2 separate regions of the Homo sapiens genome follow, and region 1 is linked to region 2. A link is a contact called in ENCODE Hi-C or POLR2A ChIA-PET data. All regions are on one chromosome and are shown on one strand. The core of a region is the stretch at or near the end of the contact, and the rest is flanking DNA. Distances in the headings are between cores, read along the strand shown. Region 1 holds the start of NAGPA-AS1 (NAGPA antisense RNA 1). Region 2 overlaps HMOX2 (heme oxygenase 2).

What was found. Hi-C counts contacts between places; a loop is a spot of excess contacts on that map. ChIA-PET counts read pairs that join two places held with the same protein, here RNA polymerase II (POLR2A). Pooled maps may share reads with other maps.
Region 1: a loop to region 2 is called in a pooled map, with 2.6 times the contacts of the local background. The contact joins the promoter of NAGPA-AS1 here to the enhancer-like site in region 2. A Hi-C loop is called at or near these places in 2 of 168 maps with a recorded cell type or tissue (Calu3 and PC-9) and 3 of 50 pooled maps. POLR2A ChIA-PET finds 5 or more read pairs at or near these places in 1 of 52 experiments (activated T-cell).

Annotation. Positions count from the first base shown.
Region 1 is chr16:5,032,450-5,036,016 of GRCh38, forward strand. It overlaps NAGPA-AS1 (NAGPA antisense RNA 1), which reads left to right and starts at 1,253. Exons shown (of 2, transcript NR_038913.1): 1 at 1,253-1,612. It overlaps NAGPA (N-acetylglucosamine-1-phosphodiester alpha-N-acetylglucosaminidase), which reads right to left and starts at 1,486. Exons shown (of 10, transcript NM_016256.4): 1 at 1,380-1,486; 2 at 824-1,279. The coding sequence starts at 1,465. RefSeq lists enhancers at 723-1,224, 1,418-1,597.
Region 2 is chr16:4,505,111-4,508,780 of GRCh38, forward strand. It overlaps HMOX2 (heme oxygenase 2), which reads left to right. Exons shown (of 6, transcript NM_002134.4): 2 at 374-500; 3 at 1,785-1,902; 4 at 2,603-3,094. The coding sequence starts at 415. Among named protein-coding and RNA genes, the nearest start is that of HMOX2, 31 kb to the left of the region's middle. Within about 2 kb of position 1,486, at least 14 of the 41 ENCODE cell types and tissues checked have a DNase peak (open chromatin) inside an H3K27ac peak, as active enhancers do.

The DNA of each region.
Region 1 (3,567 bases), core at 3-2,502, 530 kb after region 2:
GTTCGAGACCGGCCAGGCCAATATGGTGAACCCACTCCCCCGTTCCCCACCCCATCCCGTCTCTACTAAAAATACAAAAATCAGCCGGGCGTGGTGGCACACGTCCGTAGTCCCAGCTACTCCAGAGGCTGAGGCAGGAGAATCGCTTGAACCCGGGAGGCAGAGGTTGCAGTGAGCCGGTATCATGCCACTGCCCTCCATCCTGGGCAACAGAGCAAGACTCTGTCTCAAAAAAAAAAAAATCATCAGTCTTGATGAGTTGATGTTTCTGACACCCCACTCCTTTTTCAGTCCCTCATACACACAAGCCCCCCTGAGCCTCTGAGCCTTTGTGCGTGGGGTTCCTTTGGACTGAAACGCTCTTCCTCCAGTTCTGACCTTGGCTCACTTAGTGATTCATCTTCAAGTTCCCACTCAAAGGTCACCTCGGAGAGGCGTGTTCCAGATCACCCTCCCTAAAATCAACACTATTTACAACGGGTTCACCCCGTTGGTTGCTTTGCTGCACACACAGCAATCAGAATGTATGTTAGCTATTTACCCGGCTTTTGTTGATTTTTCTAGTAATGGGGGAGGGCTGTTAAGGCAAAGACTGTGTTGTTCACGGCTATCTCACCGGGGCGCGGCACATTGCCTGATACAAGCAAGTGCTCAATGATACTGGATGATGAATAAACTCTGCAAGGAAGCGATTCCTATCCCCATTCTGCAGAGGAGGAAACAGGGGCTCAGCTTGGTTAAGTGACTTGAACACGGAGGCACGGCTACAACCCAAATCTCAGGCCCTCTGCCCTCGACAGCACGGGGCTCCCTGCCTCCTCACCCGGTGACCAGGGTCCCGTCGCGGCGGATCCCGAACTGCGCGTTCTGCAGCCCCCCGGAGCTGCTCACCCGCCGCTCGTCGCTCACCACGTTCCCCAGGCACTCGCCCGAGTTCATGCGGAAGAAGCCGCCGTTCTGGGCGACACGGCAGTCGGCCGCCCGCGCCGTCTCCTCCACGGTGGCGCGTCGTCTCGCCGCGCAGCCGCCGGGTCCACCGGGCTCCAGCACCGAGAAGGTGCGCAGGGGCTCAACGGCCCGCGTCAGGTGGCCGGCCACCGCGCGGTCCCTGAAGTGCGACACGAAGGTGCGCACGGCCAGACCGCCGGCGCCGGGAGTCGCGGGAGGCGGAGGCCAACTCTCGTGCTCGCGGTTGCCGGCGCGCACCCGTGTGCAGTCCCGGGGGAGGCGCGCGCGCGCGCGTGGATAGGGCAGTAGCAAGTCGTCGTCGCGGGAGGCCCTGCGGGGACGGGCGGCCGTGAGCTCAGGGGGCTGTCCTCGTGAGCTCGGAGGACAGGGGGGACCCCCCGAACCAGGCTGGCCCAGGGAGCTGCACTCACCCCGAGTCGAGGCCGCCGGACGCTTCCCAGAGGAAGCCGAATAGTGCAAGCCGGAGGAGAAGCCAGCGACCCGTGGAGGTCGCCATATTGGACCGGGGCCTCGGGTCATGTGGGCTCGCCTCACGTGACTCAAGTCCCAGGGTGGCCGCTTTCAGCTCGGACTGAATTACCTGCGCTCTTTTCGGCTGGCGGGCTGGCGGGCGGTGCTGGTGATGTTAACTTTTTATCTCCAGGTAATCTCAAACCTACAGGAAGTTGCAAGGAGAGCATAAAGAACTCTCGTAGAACTGTTATTCATGTTTAGCAGTGGTTTAGGCTTGCCTGATTTACTCAATCATTTGTACTTTGTTTTTTTTTTTTCCTGAACCAATGGCAACCAAATTGCAGATGTCATGATCCTTTACCCCATACCTCGCCATGAATCTCCTAAGAACAAGGGCATTTTCTTAACCACAGGGCAAATATCATTAGGACAACTCCCATTGACATTTCTGTGATGTCATCCACAGCTAACCTTCAATTGTCCCTCTAATGTCTTTTTTTTTCTTTTCCTTTTTGTCCGCCCCTGACCCTGTAACCCAGGAGTTGCTTTTAGTTGTCATGTCTCTTTGATCTCTTCATCTGGAAGGCTCCTCAGCCTTTTGTCTTTTACTACCTTGACATTTTTGAAGACAGCCCAGCTACATGATTTGTGTGACTCAATGCAAAATGAAAACGTGGGGACACTTACTAAAAAACCCAGAAAACTATTAAGAATTTCAAGATGGTCAGAGCAAATGGTTGCAGCAAGCCAGGGACCTTCTGAGTGAGCCCATGAAGCTGGCCCTGAGTATAGAAGCCAGTTTATTTTGTAGCATGTACTTCAAGCTTCCTTTGAGAGGATTCTTCTCTTCAGGCCTCCTGTCCCAGTGCAGTGTCCAGGGTTGGGTGGTGTCTTGGTGCCAGTGCAGTGCGTGGGCCATTCCAGGAGCCACGGCAAGTCTAATTGGCTTGATACTGTTGCGGTCTTGCCAGTGCACCTTAATATAGCAGTTTCTCCTTGTCTGAACTAGTCCCGGGGTTCTTTGTCCTACCTCCAAGAAAACTAAGGAGCGTGGACACAAGGGTGGGGTTGGAGCGAACGTTTAATAAGGGAAAGAAGAAAGCTCTCCAAAGTGGAGACGGGAGTCCGAGTGGATTGTCGGGTTACAGCTGAATGCAAAAAGCTTTTTTTTTTTTTTTTTTTAAGACAGAGTTTTGCTCTTGTCACCCAGGCTGGAGTGCAATGGTGCGATCTTGGCTCACTGCAACCTCAACAACCTCTGCCTCCTGGGTTCAAATGATTCTCCTGCCTCAGCCTCCCGAGTAGCTGGGATTACAGGCACACGTCACTGCGCCCTGCTAATTTTTGTATTTTGGGTAGAGACGAAATTTTACCATGTTGGCCAGGCTGGTTTCAAACTCCTGACCTCAGGTGATCCGCCTCCTTCCGCCTCCCAAAGTGCTGGGATTACAGGCGTGAGCCACTGTGCCTGGCCGCAAAAAACTTTTATAGGACACTGCTCTCCTCCTGGTAACTGAGTAACTTCTTACCAGTAAAACTGCCTGTGCAGCTCCCCTTATGTTATGCAGCTGTGGGTATGTCTCTAGGCAAGTGCAAATCGCTGCTTCTCTTGTTTGTGTAACTGTGGGTTTGTTTTAGATAAGGCCCCCTCCTCCCTGTGCCGGTTTCCATGGAGCCCACTGTGTATATGCCTGAAAAGGAGAGGAAACTTTTTCCCGGGAGCCTGCTAATTATGCAAAGAACAAAGGGCTTCTGCGCTGGACCCTGTCTGCTTATCTCCGTGCAGGTCCAGCCTGAGTTTTTTCCCAGGTTGCTTTATTTTTGCCAGTTTCTATGACTTTTCAGGCAGGCCACTTCTGAGGTCAGAATTTTCCCCAACGGATTTTTCTTTTCCTTCTCCCTCACTACCACAGGTATGGGGGGACACAGATAGGGGCCAGGCCAGCCCCTTTTCATCCACAGTCAGCACTTCTGGTGCTTGATCTCAGGCCCCTCTTTGAGCCACTGCTCCTTTGAGCCAGTCCACGGTGAGGGTTAGTGAACTCAGTTAGAGAGTGTCCCCCCAAACTCATGTCCTTACCAGAACCTCAGAATGTGAACTTGTTTGGAAATTGGGTCTTTGCAGATGTAATTAGTTAAGATGAG
Region 2 (3,670 bases), core at 236-2,735:
GCACATGCACACACACTGTCTTCTGAACCATCTGACAGGGAGTTGCAGGCAGTGTACCTTTACTTCTGAATACCCCAGTGTGTATTTCTTAGGAACAAAGACATTCTCTTATATAATCGCAGTACAATTATTTTTAAAAACCAGCAAGCTTAATGTCAATACAATGCTATTACCTAATACATTGTTCATATTCAGATTTTTTCCATATTCCACTATGGTCCCAGTAATGGCAGAGCTTTATTTTAAAGAAAACAATCCTGGGGTGTGTGGGTGTCACCTTGGTTACATTCGCTCTGAGGAAAGCAGAACCGACAGGTATTTGGGGAAGTGACTGCCGTGGGTGCCACATCACCAGCTCCTTGTGTCTCTGCAGGACCAGAGGAGCGAGAGCAGCAAGAACCACACCCAGCAGCAATGTCAGCGGAAGTGGAAACCTCAGAGGGGGTAGACGAGTCAGAAAAAAAGAACTCTGGGGCCCTAGAAAAGGAGAACCAAATGAGGTGAGCGATGGGGGCTGGCTGCACTGAATCAGGTGGGCCCAGCACCTGTCGTGCTCAGCACACCTGGTTTTGTCTGTTGGCAGCACTGGGGAGTGGCCATGGGCCATGAGCTCTGGACCCCTGGGTGCCTGCTTGGCCCTGCAGGGACCGCATACAGCTTCGGCTGCTTAGAACTCTCCCCACTGGTCCATTGTCTCATCCAAGGAGGCAGGGCAGGTGCTCCTGGGAGTGCTGATAGGATTTGATGGTAGTTATCCTTTTTTCTTTTTAAAAACTTGTGCGTTTCCTCATCTGGGCTGAGAAAGGGTAAACGCAGGCAAAGCTGGCTCTGTTCAGTCTTTTACCACATAAAAGACTGCAGGGCAGCCTTTCCTTACTCTGTATAGGGACAGCTCATGCTAAACCTGAGCTTCCAGGCCCTGTTCTGCATCATTAGCCTCTCATAGCCCTGTCATTGGCCAAGTTTTTTTTTTATCCCTTGAAATAATTGCTAATAATAAATTGATTCTCAGCACATGGATGATAACGAGCTAATCTCCTAAAGAAGACAGCAGAAGCCAGACCATGATAAGGCCAAATTTTTCTCACTCTTGTAGATGGATTGTGTGGACACATGTAAGCCCCTGCCCAAGTACCACCATCTTTAGGATCACATGTTTTCTACCTTGTCCATCCATCCACACACCTTTACAACTGTGTAATTTCGTTAAGCAGCACAAACCCAGCGTCCTGGCCCTAGCCTCTCGGTTGTCTCCTTTGCATCCTTCCGTGCTTGGTCCTAGTCACATATAGTCTCAAAGAAGCTGTGGGTCCAAGGTGGGAGGAAGGCAGTAGGGCCATCTGAGGAGACCCATGGTCACAGCCTTACTGAGGTGTGTGAATTCCAGAAGACACGTTCCAAGGCAGGCTGTTCTTAGAGAAGCCAGCAAATACTGAAGGGAATACAGATGTGTGTCTCTTCGACCACTAGGTGGCCACAGAAGCAAAGCATTGCTCATTTGGGTGGTTCCCAACACAGACACATGGACGTGGGTACTACTCTCAAGGAGCAGGCCACAGTTATCCCTTGTGTCCTGAGTCCTTGGAGCAGAATGTCATGTCTGCTTGTCCTGTGTTCCCTGACAAGTTGCTGCTATTTGTGTTGGAGTGAAGTGTCTGAGAAGCCCCAGCCTCCAGTACAACAGGTGGTCACCTTGGGGTGTGGACTCAATCTTCTCTCTATGGTCCTTTCTGGAAAGCTGGGAAGGGCTAATTGACACACAAACACCTCCCATCTCTCCACAGAATGGCTGACCTCTCGGAGCTCCTGAAGGAAGGGACCAAGGAAGCACACGACCGGGCAGAAAACACCCAGTTTGTCAAGGACTTCTTGAAAGGCAACATTAAGAAGGAGCTGTTTAAGGTTTGTGCCCCGCATTGGGTTCCAGACTGTCATATGGGGTTGGGGTGGGGGCCTTGGTCCCATGAGAAAAGTGCCCCTGGAGCCACTCTGAGGGAAAAGCTGGGCTTTTCTCCACACTCCATTCCTTCTTGACGTTAAGCTCTGGCTCTCGGCTGGGTACAGTGGCTCATGTCTGTAATCCCAGCACTTTGGGAGGCCGAGGCAGGTGGATCACTTGAGGCCAGGAGTTTGAGACCAGCCTGGCCAACATGGTGAAACCCTGTCTCTACTAAGAATACAAAAATTAGCCGGGTGTGGTGGCGCGTGCCTGTACTCCCAGCTACTTGGGAGGCTGAGGTGGGAGAGTCACTTGAACCTGGGAGGCGGAGGTTACAGTGAGCCGAGATCGTCCCACTGTACTCCAGCCTGGGTGACAGAGCGAGACTCTTTACCCCGCCAAAAAAAAAAAAAATTGGTTCTCATGGCTTAGATAGAATAACATAGTGGTGTGAAGGAAGCAAAAGTATGCGTGTTCCAAAGACTTCACCATGCCATTCCTTTAAGAAACAAAAGCTTCCTTGTGTGTTAAATAATTCACTACATAAAAATGGACCATAGGATTGGGTCTTTGGGGTTGGGGGTTGTCACTTGAGCCTCTGCATCCAGCTGCTCGGATGTGGTGTGCTCAGGCATAGCTGGCCTCCTCCTGTCACCTCCACAGCTGGCCACCACGGCACTTTACTTCACATACTCAGCCCTCGAGGAGGAAATGGAGCGCAACAAGGACCATCCAGCCTTTGCCCCTTTGTACTTCCCCATGGAGCTGCACCGGAAGGAGGCGCTGACCAAGGACATGGAGTATTTCTTTGGTGAAAACTGGGAGGAGCAGGTGCAGTGCCCCAAGGCTGCCCAGAAGTACGTGGAGCGGATCCACTACATAGGGCAGAACGAGCCGGAGCTACTGGTGGCCCATGCATACACCCGCTACATGGGGGATCTCTCGGGGGGCCAGGTGCTGAAGAAGGTGGCCCAGCGAGCACTGAAACTCCCCAGCACAGGGGAAGGGACCCAGTTCTACCTGTTTGAGAATGTGGACAATGCCCAGCAGTTCAAGCAGCTCTACCGGGCCAGGATGAACGCCCTGGACCTGAACATGAAGACCAAAGAGAGGATCGTGGAGGAGGCCAACAAGGCTTTTGAGTATAACATGCAGGTACTATTGGGGGCTGCCAGCTGCTAGGGCTGAAGAGGGAAACTTTGACAGTGGTAGCAGATCCATAGTGGCCCATGAAGGCACACATGGCATTAGGACAGATGAGCTGCAGGGTGCCGAGAGGAAGGTGGCCACCAGATTGGCCACCAGAGCTTGTGGGCCCAGTGGGTGGTTCCCAGCATGGAGGCCTGGTGTGATAGATGCCAGTGGGTAGTGTTTTGGGAAGGGTGAGTCCTCTCGCACATAGAGGGGTCTGGAAGAATGGAGCTGGCTTCCTCCCTCATTGCAGGATGCTGGTCTTGAAGAATGGTTAATTTTCTTTTCAAGTTTTGCTCTGAGAAGCCCTGCTTTATAAGTTAATAGAGAGCCAGTGCCACCAAGGAGAGTAAATAAGCTCTGTTTACAAGTAGCCTTTAGATGAGGCTGAACCTGGGGAAGCTTACTCTGTCCCCAGGTCCTGTCAGCTTCCACTGAGGCCTCCCAGGGCACTCAGGATGAGTATGCCCTGCCACAGTCTCATTCTCCCATGTTCCAGGTTTTCTGTTGCTTCTTGATAAAAAAATAACCAGCACCTAG